Linked DNA regions of Mus musculus: region 1 is linked to region 2. Evidence: chromatin loops called from intact Hi-C (ENCODE). Cell type or tissue: gastrocnemius. All regions are shown on one strand. Links, peaks and the distances in the headings refer to the core of each region. The heading gives the core; the rest is flanking DNA. Region 1 holds the start of Rnf169 (ring finger protein 169). Region 2 overlaps Rnf169 (ring finger protein 169).

What was found. Peaks named below come from ENCODE experiments on the same cell type or tissue, not always from the same donor. Only the 100,000 strongest peaks of a DNase experiment are listed, where the experiment ranks them.
Region 1: a loop joins it to region 2, with 7 times the contacts of the local background. A loop is called at or near these places in 20 of 42 quality-filtered maps.

What each region holds. Positions count from the first base shown.
Region 1 is chr7:99,979,117-99,984,457 of GRCm38, reverse strand. It overlaps Rnf169 (ring finger protein 169), which reads left to right and starts at 4,000. Exons shown (of 6, transcript NM_175388.3): 1 at 4,000-4,486. The coding sequence starts at 4,024. In gastrocnemius, for the core only: a CTCF peak has its summit at 2,871 (motif pointing right); DNase peaks (open chromatin) are centred at 2,921, 3,995, 4,459 and 4,778; H3K4me3 peaks cover 2,422 bases; H3K27ac peaks cover 2,432 bases.
Region 2 is chr7:99,924,111-99,929,417 of GRCm38, reverse strand. Rnf169 (ring finger protein 169) reads left to right here. Exons shown (of 6, transcript NM_175388.3): 5 at 2,226-2,325; 6 at 2,935-5,307. The coding sequence ends at 4,116. Among named protein-coding and RNA genes, the nearest start is that of Gm5115, 6.1 kb to the left of the region's middle. In gastrocnemius, for the core only: a CTCF peak has its summit at 1,940 (motif pointing left); a DNase peak (open chromatin) is centred at 1,908; H3K27ac peaks cover 647 bases.

The DNA.
Region 1 (5,341 bases), core at 342-5,341, 55 kb before region 2:
CACTATGGCGGCCATGCAGTCCTCAGCCTGGATGACAGGGGTGGTGACTGAAGCACGGGACTCCATTCTTGTTCTAGTTGGCATCCTGTGTTAAAGTGGCTCTATGGGTCCCACTTTTTCCTGGTCGTTGGTATAGCCACTGGAGGATGAGAACAAAGAGCATGGCCTATCATGTCACTATCCTGCTGGGAGCAGGCCTTGGCCTTGGATCCTGCACTGTACCCCAGGGGCTCAGTCACTGGTCCCCCGATAGATGATGAAAAATGTAGAGTAAGGATGATGAGCAGAAAGAGTCACTCAGTGTGGCCCCGGTGGGGAAGAGGAACACAGAGGTCAGATGGACCACATCCCCCTCCTTTGGCCAAGTCCATCTTCTGGGTCTAGACATGAAGCTTAGCTCTAAAACAGCCCTGGTCTAAGTGTGGTCCTGTCCTTTCTCATTGCCTGGGCTGTAGTATTTCCTTCAAGGTGGTCTGACAAGCTGTCAGTATCGTGTGAAGTTTCTTTCTGAGAGACAAGTTTCTCCTCTGCCTGGCACCATTTCTAGTCTTTTCCTTCTCCCAGTATAGGATTTCCAGGGAAATTCCAGTACCATGGAATCTATTATTCCAATAGTTCAATATCTAAAGGGAGGAGCACAATTGTCTCTTTAGAAAATCTCCATTCCTGCCACGGTAGTTACACTGTTTGGGCTTTTTTTTCTGTTCTAGACCATTGGTCTAACCTTGTTGTATCATTTCATAACCTGTGAAGCATCCTTAACAACCAGTCTCGGATGATGCCTCAAAACAACAAGAATTACAGCACAGTTGACAGGAACTGAGAACGGTTTAAGGAAAAACTGGGTCAACTGGAAAGGGCAGCCGGTACCACAGGAACAATCCAGTGGCTACTATCACCAAGGGAAGGACACCACACCTCCCCCAGTTCCCACCCAACATCCCTTGCTGTTGGATACCCACTGTTTTTGTTGCTATGAACAATTCTAAATCTGTCTCTAAATCTGCCACTCACCAAAGATGCAGAGTTTTGAGAGAAGTGGGAAGCGAGTAGAGCCCAAGACCTATGACCAGTCCTGGCTTCTCCAGGCAGGGAGCAGTTAGATGCTTTCCTACGCCAGCTTCCCTCCTCTCGTCAGAGAGGCGCAGAATGAGGGGTTTCTTAGCAGAGTGGAGGTTTAGATGATGGTGGCAAATGCGATGTAACAAAATGTCTGCCGGCCTTCAGTCCTTCTCCCCTCTCAGGCTGGTGCTCTTCTCAGGCTGGTGCTCCTTCCTGGTTGCTCTGTTTTGCTGGCTTGTCAACCATGATCACAGTCAACTGAAACTTCAGAGCCATCTTCTTGTTCCTGTTCTCCTCATGAATAACTCTCCACAGATCTGTCTCTCCCCACCCCCTGCACCTCGTCACCATTGCTGTGTTAGAAAGATTACCTTGGCAACAGCATAGAGGAGAGAAAAAAATTGGAAACTGGGAACTCGGTCTTCTGAATTCGAGGGATAGAAGAGACTGTTGAACGTGTCCACTGTAACAGTCTCCCTGACAATCTAGTGTTAGATTCTTATAGCATTAAAAATGAGCACGACATAGATCCTGGTATCCTTTATCTCAGCTTTTGGCATCAGTCTGAGGCAGCACCGTGGCTGTCATATGCCCACATGCACACACTTGTGTGGTGCATCCCAGGCTGAGAGCCTGCTGTATTCCAGGACATTTATTTTAAAGCCGAGGAGACCGAGGGCAGGAAGAAGGAAGGGAGCCAATGAAAAGGCCCAGGAACAAGATCGGAGCTGGCATCTGGGCAAGTGATACTCAGATCGCTTACTTTTCTCTGTGGAAAAGAAAAATTTCTGTTTCTCTTTGTGTCCAAGAAAGCAAGCTACACTGTTCTAGGCTAGCAGTGAACAGGCCCTTCAGACTGAAGTCCTATTGTGTAAGCAGCTCACAAGAAGCAACTGTTTCTAATGGTGGCTGCTTCCTGTCTAAGTTTCACCACGCTGTGATGAAACACCATGACCAAAAGCAATTCTGAGAGGAAAGGGTTTATTTGGCTTACATACCCTGAACTACAATCCACTGAGGAAGTAAGTCAGGAACCCAGATGCAGAAGCTGATGCAGAGGCCATGAAGAGTGCTGCTTGCTGGCTTGCTCGTCATAGCTTGCTCAGCCTGCTGTCTTATAGGACCACCAGGTCAGGGTCATACCACTTACAAAGGGCCAGGCTCTCCCGCTGTACTCACTGCTTGAGAAAATGCTCTACAGGTTTGCCTAGAGCCTGATCTTATAGAGGCACTGTCTCAACCAAGGCTCCCTCCTATCAGATGACTCTAGCTTGTGTCAGGTTGACAGAAAACTAGCTAGCATACTCTCTGTACCACAAGCCTTCCTTGTCAGAACCAGGTAAAATGTCCCTGGGTAGGAAGTGAGCAAGTGCCCGGATAAAGGACAGCCCATCCAAGAACTCACTTCTGTGTCTGGCAGTATTCTGGCTGTCTGGGCCTTAGGCTGGGCCTCTGACTCTCTGGACATGATGTTTAGTTACTCACTGACCCTTTGTCAGTTGCTGTCTGTCCTTTACTTCCAGGTTCTCATCCTAAGGCTCCAGTCCCCCCCACCCCAACTTGGATTAATCACTCTGCTTTGAATCGGTTACCACCAACTGTGGACACTCTCATGACAACCTGGAGCTTCTAGATGCTTTCTTCTACATACAGTTGCTTAAAAATAATGTCTTTACAAAGCCTGTGATTTTCCATAAAGATAACATCTTGGTCCAAATGCACCTTAAGGTAAAAATAATAAACAAACAAACAAACAAATAAATAAATAAATAGGCAACACCCCGAGACTTGTTGTAGTACAGTCATCTTTCCATCAGGGGGAGCCATTCTTTTTCCTAAATCCTCTGTATCCAGAAAGGAAAATCACAGCAAAGTCTCAACACCTCTCCCTGGCTTAAACAGGAATGATGTGGTCAGAGCTGGCCGGTAGGAATGAACTCTAAGATCCATGGGACAAAGCTTATAGGAAGAGGGGTTGTGTGATGGCAGGTCAGTTTGCAGAAGTCACAGCTGCCAGCTAGGTGAAGAGATGAGGAGAAAGAAATCATGCAGTGGGCTTATGGAATGAAGAAGTGGGTGGGAACAGGCTGGAAATAGAGCCATTTTGGCCAGAAAATGACAAGACTATAAGTTAAAGATGCCTGGGCTGGGAGCGTGAGGACCCTTGAGATGGTTCTGTGAATAGAATGTGGGAAATAAGGGCTGTTTTGAAAGGATGGAGACATTAGGTTTGTGCACGGAGCATGCAGATATCCATAATGATAAATTCAATAACTCTGAACTGCAGATATTAGTGTGGGCTTTCATGGGGAAGAAAAGAGGAGACCAGGGAGTCATATAGACTGAGAAAAGAAAAGGCACAAGCTTACACAAGAGTATCTACATTTAAGTATCAAACACAGAAGTAATCTGAGGAGCAGGGTTTGTGTAATAAAGTATGCTTTTTTTTTTTGCCCCAGCCAAGGGAGGGGACTTCATAAAGGGATGTGGAGAGAGAGGGGCTGAAATGAGGGCTGGTCAGGTTGTTATTTCAACAATCACTCAAGACTTTTGGTCATGATAGGCCTCATGCTAATCACAACAAGCTGCTATGGCCCCGAGGAGAAAGCCCTTACCAAATGAAGTACTTCGACAAGTTTCTGGATAGCTCATATTTATAGTTCATTTTATAAAGTTCAGGGTCGCTCAAAAATTCCAAATAAATTCTTTCAGTCTCTCAAGATTCAGTGCTAGAAACTACAAAAACAGGAGGGCGGGCTGAAAGACCAGATATATAAAGAATAATCATTAAATATTAATAAGCAGTCTCCTCCTGCTAAGCGAAAGGCCCTAGGAGAAATATCCCCAGGCGGACTAGGTTCCCGCCCCCTCATGAATATGCAGATAGCTGTCCGCCGCGCACTGCCCCGCCCTCTACTCCTCTCCCACCGCAACCGACTCTCCCTTCAAACGGGAAACAAGATGGCGGCGGCAGGTCCGAGCACTCGGGCTTCTTCCGCTGCGGCCGCGGCAGCTCTGAGTCGGCGGGGCCGGAGGGGCCGCTGTGACGAGATGGCGGCAGCGAAAGCCGGGGCTCCGGGCCCGGCCTCCAGCCCCGCGTTGTTAGTGTTGCGGTCAGCGCCACGGCCGGAGGAGTCGGGCTGCACCGGGTGCCTGGAGACCCCGGGGGAAGTGGCGGCCCTGCCGTGCAGCCACTCGCGGTGCCGAGGCTGCGCCTCGCGCGCGGCGGGCCCGGGCTGCCGTCGCTGCCGTCCCCGCGGTTCGGGCTGGGCCCGCCGTCGGGCGCGCGACGACGGCCAGGCCGCCGCGGAGCTGATGGGCGAGCGCGCCCGTCGTGGACAGCCAGAACCCTGCCGCCCGCGCCGGGACGGGGGCGCGGCTGCCTCGGGGCCCAGGCCGGAGCCGGAGCCGCTCGCGGAGCCAGGTGGAGCCTCCCCTCGCCCCTGTGGGCTTCAGCCAGGCCCAGCCGCCGGGTCTGGCCTGGTGAGCGGGGTGGAGGGTCCCGGGCTCTGCTGCCGCGGGTGTGGAGAGTTCTGCTGGGGTCGCGACCGGGTTCTGCCCAGGCGCAGTATGTGTTGGTGAAGGTTGAACTTTGGAGCGAACTGTACGCGTGTTGAATTTGGAGGGGCAGTGAGGGGACCCCGCGCCTTGCGTAAGTCAGAAGTTTGGAAGGAAACAATTCCTGGAACAAGTTAGGGGCATGTTGAAGTTGGTGCGTGGAGGGGGAGGGGCCCTGGAGGATCCCAGCAGCGCTTGTTTCAGTGTTGGGCAGAGGGCTTGGGGTCGCGCGGTCTAGGAGGGATGTGTCTTCCAGGGCTGGAGAGAATGAGGTGTGGGATATCCCAGGCTCAGGGGGAGCTTTGCAGACTTGAGAGCAGAGTGGGTTTTGAGGATGAGCTCTCGTGTGAAGTTCTTTCTCATGCTATCTTGGGAAAAAAAAAAAAAAAATATATATATATATGCATGCTTAGCGCAGAGCTTGCCACACAGGATGAGATAAATGCCATCTATTTTGGTGATAATACTAATCATAAACGTTAGTGGTGCTTGATGAAGAAAGCTGGGTGGGATTTAAGTTTTGGAGACAAAGATTGGTTTGGCTGGGGGCTGTTTTCTGTCTTTCTATGTAAGTTTCATCTATGATGCTGGCAACTTAAAGGTCTGTTGTAGGACTCTTGGCCTGAACTCCTTTGCCTTTCTCACCGTCGGCAGCCCATCACTTGTTGGTGCTGAAGTCTGAGATAGAAAATTCCGTTTGTAACATGAACCGAGACCTAGG
Region 2 (5,307 bases), core at 1-5,000:
GTCAGTAATCCCTGAGTAGTTTCTTAAAGTTCAGTATAACACATGCTAAAGTTCTAGTGGATTTCCTTGCAGAAATGTAGACTGATGCTAAAGTTCTCATGTGGGATCCCAGGAGATCCCACATATCCAAAGCTGCCCAGAGAAAGGACAGAGGTTGATGGCAGCGATTGAAATAGTGCAGTGCCGGACTAGGAGACAGACAGAGAGCAATGGATTTAGCATTAAGAGTCCAGAAATGATCTATACATTTGCGGTCAGTTGATTCTCAACAAGGGTGGCAAGATCACTCTCTGGGAAGAAAACCTGCCTCTTGTCAGGGAGCCGCCCAGCTGGGAATCAACATGCAGGAGCATGAGAGCTGCAGCGCTTAGGACAGACTCTGAGCTTAGCTGTGCACTTGCTGCCCCTCAGGACAGTCTCTAATGTGGTGGCCTTCAGGAACTAGATGTGCCTTTGAATTAGCTCATCAGCTCGTGTCTAGTGCTTTGCCTGGAGTTGCTGCTTAAAATGTACTTTCCTCTCTAAATGACAGAGAAAGGATCAGTGATGTTGACGTTTATCAAAAATATTTTCACTGTCAGGAACTTCTGTCGATCTTCATTGTACGCTTCATCACAAATGTGAGTTTGCCCCTAGGTTTTTTCTTTCACCAATACGGAGTTGAAGGGACAGTTGTGCTACCCACAGTTGACATGAGTGTGTCTGTAATTTGGACCTGAAACTAGACAAGTCAACTGTCAGCTGGGCCGTTGCCCCTGACCAGATGGGTTCCTGGCCTGGTGTGAAGACTCTTGTTAATTCCCCAGTACCGAATCTGGAGCTCGGGGTTTAGGTGTGGCTTCAGCTCCCCTTCCAGTGGCATCAAACCCAGTGTTCCAGAGCTGCTCTGCTGAACGGTGCGAGCTCTTCTTTCTTCACTCTCTCCTCTCAGTGTCTGTTTGCCTCACCCAAAGTCATGTATTTGAAATACTAATGCCATCTTTCATCTCTAAATCCCTGGTCCAAGTGCTCATTATTTACAAAGCATTTTGGGATGGCTTATGTGACTGGCAATGTGTGTGGCTTCTAGCAGTGCAAATGAATTCTAATGTTTTTCTAAGTATCAACCCAGCTTGCTTCTTAGAACTGTCGTCTTAGAGTGGCAGTTGTTTGCTCCAGAACTGAGAGAGACTTTCCTTAAGTGCTGAATTTTCTTGCTAAAGTACAAATATGTGTTACAGTCATCATCTTCTCCCACTAACACCGTGGGGCCATGAGACATAGGATGGGAGAAACCACGCAGGTGCTGGAGTAGAATTCTGAGTGCTAGACAGGCTTTCTCTGGAGATGCAAGATGCAGAGAATTCTGGGGGGTAATCCCTGCCCTCCCCCCCCCACCCCACCCCTGCCTCCTTGTTTTCCCTGAGCCAACTCTGACATTAAAAGTCCTGTCTACAAAAGAGTTTATACGCTGCATTCTGTTTAAGAGCTAAATAGTATCAATTGAGGGAATAATTTCTATTTGGAGTCATTGGAAACGTTAGTTGTAGTGTGGTGTAGGTGACCACCTGTGTGTGCACGCAGTTCTACAGTAGATTCTGTCTGGCACAGGGACAGCTGACAGGCAGTTAGACCTCCAGGCCCTTACCACATGCAGAGGATTAGTTCAGAATAAATCAAAGACCCAGAGGTAACAACCTAAACACTTAGGTTGTATTTTAGCTATGTAAGGGCTATTCTGTTACTTCATTTGGCATGCTAACACAGTGGACTGCAGTGCTCAGTGCAGGTGCTGTGGAGTGTGGTTTGCAAGTCATAACACAAGGGCTCAAGAGTTGACTCGGTGGTTATGGTCACAGGCTGCTCTTTAAGAGGACACAGATTGGATTGCACATGGCAGTTCACAAACACTTGTAGTTCAATCCTAGAGGATCCAGCGCCCTCTTCTGGCCTCCATGGCACAGGTTTACATGTTCTGCACAGATGTATGTGCAGGCAAAACACCCACACACAAAAAATAAATAGAACAACAATTGTAAAGTTATAATACATAAGATAAAAATCATGTGTCTGGAAGACTTTGGAAGCCTTTTTCTCTTTTGCATTTGGTTGCTAAATTAACCCGTTTTCTATTCTAGCTACCTATGGGGATTGTCTTTCTTGAGAAATGGCTTAGAATGGAAAGAGATTGTCACCATTTTCTAAACTCATGTATGGACTAATTGTAACTGTGTATTCTTTTTTAGGAAGTTAAACACCAAGGTGCAGAGAAGTCAGAGCTGCAGCGACACAGTTCAGGACAGAGTGAGGAGCAGGCTCAGAACAGCTCCGCCCAACAGAGCCAAGGTACGAGGTGTGGTCAGCCTGGGGCTGCTGCGGCGCTCCGCCATTCTGCATCCTCCACCTCAGCACACGAAGCTCCCTGCACAGGGCAGAGGGAATCCCAGGCAGATTAGATTAATCATCTAGAGAATCCTGCAAAAAGACATGAAGGAAGAAGGTTCAAATTAGTAGACAGATGGGGAGCCATTATAGAAACCTTTCAGAAGGTTTGGTCTAGGCAAGATCCATCTTCAGGTTTTGATGTTGCTAACTCTCTTACTGATGTGTATGAGTTAGGCTAGGAATTTTTCCCATTTTTTCACACCACCCTTCCTTTACCTTCCTTCTCTACCCCTCCCCCCACATCTAAAGGACTTACGTAGAAAAAAATGCATGTGCGAGAGAGCTGGAGGGAAGGCTCAGCAGTTAAGAGCACTTGTTCTTGCAGAGACCTAGACTACATCGGGCCTTTGCTTCCCATAATTCTAGCCCCAGGGGATCCAGCACCTTCTTCTGGCCTCTTTGGACACCTGTACATACACGTACATACAGAACCACATATACAAGTTTTAAAAGATAAAAGATTAAAAAAGTCAAAAAAACCACACACATGATCTTTTATATTTCTTTCAGATCACAACTATAACTCCAGGCTCCACCCCCATTATTGGTGTTCTCTTGTCTACTCAAAACAACCGCTGCCTCTCTGCCCCTGACTTAACCATCGAAAAGCGCCTGCCCTTCGGCTCCCTTTCATCCTTGGCTTCCTTGCATAAGCCAGAGCGCTCCATCAGCCCTGAAAGCAATGACAGCATCTCTGAAGAGCTAAACCACTTCAAGCCCATCGTCTGCTCGCCATGCACCCCTCCCAAGAGACTCCCTGATGGCCGGGTGCTCAGTCCTCTCATCATCAAGTCAACCCCTCGCAACCTGACCAGAAGCCTGCAGAAGCAGACTTCATATGAGGCCAGCCCTCGCATCCTCAAGAAGTGGGAGCAGATCTTCCAGGAGCGGCAGATCAAGAAGACCCTTTCCAAAGCCACTCTCACCTCCCTGGCTCCTGAAGCAGGGGAAGAGTTTCCAGGTTCTGACACAATCCATTCCAGCAAGGAGAGGCCGTCTCTGGCCTTTAATACAAGGCTGTCCAGGGTCCAGGTGCTCTCCGAGTGTGCTGGGCCCACCTCCACTGCCCTTGAGTGCTTCCCCTCTGTTAACCAGACCAAAGTAGAACAGGACTGTGTTAGAAAACGGAGCCGTGAGTTCTCACTGGAAACCTGCCATTCCTCGGAGCACGGAGGAGCCTCCAGTGGGCCTTCTCTGGAACGGGAGCAGTGTGAGGAGTCAGGGTCCACCGTGGACGCCACATTAGTCAAAACTTGCATAAGCACAGTCATGAAGACTGCAGCGGTTAATTCACTGCTACCCAAAAATGATGTTTTGGGTGGGGTCCTCAAAACAAAACAACAACTGAAGACACTCAATCATTTTGATCTGGGTAATGGCATTCTGGTCAACAGCCTAGGAGAGGAGCCGATTCCTTCCCTGCGCAGAGGCCGGAAAAGGCGCTGTAAGACCAAGCACTTGGAACAAAACGGTGTTAAAAAACTGCGACCACCGAGCAGTGACATGGATCTGGCCCCCAAGGACCCAGGGCTGCTTGAGGTGGGGCGGAAATTGCAGCAGGAGGAAGAGGACCAGCAGCTGGCTCTGCAGTCACATCGCATGTTTGACAGTGAGAGGCGGACTATGAGCCGGCGAAAAGGAAGCGTAGATCAGTATCTCTTGAGGTCCAGCAGCTTGGCTGGGGCCAAGTAGCACTTGATGTATAGAATAATGTTACCTGCTTCAGAGGTCCTTGACCTGTCATTTATCCAAAAGAGCTAGCTGAATGTTCTCATTTTGAGTTTCTCTCAATGGCAAACCACTGTCTGCTATGGTTCTGAGAGGATCCAGAGCCTTGGTATTCAAAAGCCAAGTGTCGGCATCTTTGGCTTTCTAGGACCAGGGCCAGTACTCCTCACTCTTTGAGTGAGCCAACTCTGAAGGCTTCTGGGCCCAAATCTGGCAGTACCCACTTGGAGTGAGCTTGGGAGTGGCCCTCATTCATGAATGTGAGGGCCAGTGTTAGAGATGGTAGGGAGATGGGATGGATACCTTCTCACACTCATAAAGCCCCTGGCTTCTTCCCACAGAGTGGTGTTTAAGTTAGCCTTGCAGATAAACATGGATTCTTTTCAGAGACAAGCAGTGCCAGTACTTTGGAAGAGCCAAGATAAATAGATGCTCACATTCATCTTCCCTCCCCTTCGCTACATGTTATTTCTACATACCCAAGTCAGTTGAGCTCAGAACTTTTACCTCTACAGAAATTATTTGCATTCTTTGTCTAAACTATGACATTTGATTGAAGCAGTGTGGCTGACGCTGGTCTTCCTGCGACCTGATTGCTAAGTGCTGTCAGCTGGATGTCCAGGTTCTCTTAGCTGCCAGGTGGCCTAGCCCAGACTGACCACTGGCTCTCAGGCCACAAGTCCCATGGATTCTCTACAATCACAGGGTGTCCAAAGGAAGTACAGCCTAGGGCACGCCAGGGCCATGACTGAACATGACAGTGCAAAGCCCACCTAGAAGCACTTCACCTTGCCGGGATGGAAAGCAGGACTGGAGTGACTTCCCTGCCTGCTTACTGCTCCTCTTCTCCCGGGAGCCCTCGCCTGGGGCCGAACTGGGAGGTTTCCTTACTACTTCCCACATGGCAATGGCAAAACTTCCCTAAAGTCAGGCAAAGGACAAAGCTGAAACTCCATACTGTGGAAACAAGGTATCTAGCTGGATGCAGCTGGTCAATTCAGTCCCATGGACCTTTGGGGTTTATTTTTCTTAGCAGCTTGACACCGTGTGTCTTTTGCATCCCTGGTGGTGCTTGGTGCTTCTGCCCTTCTGGGCTTATTGAGAATAGGATTATGATACGGTTTTAGGGACTCTCAGGTGGGCTGGCCTTTCCTG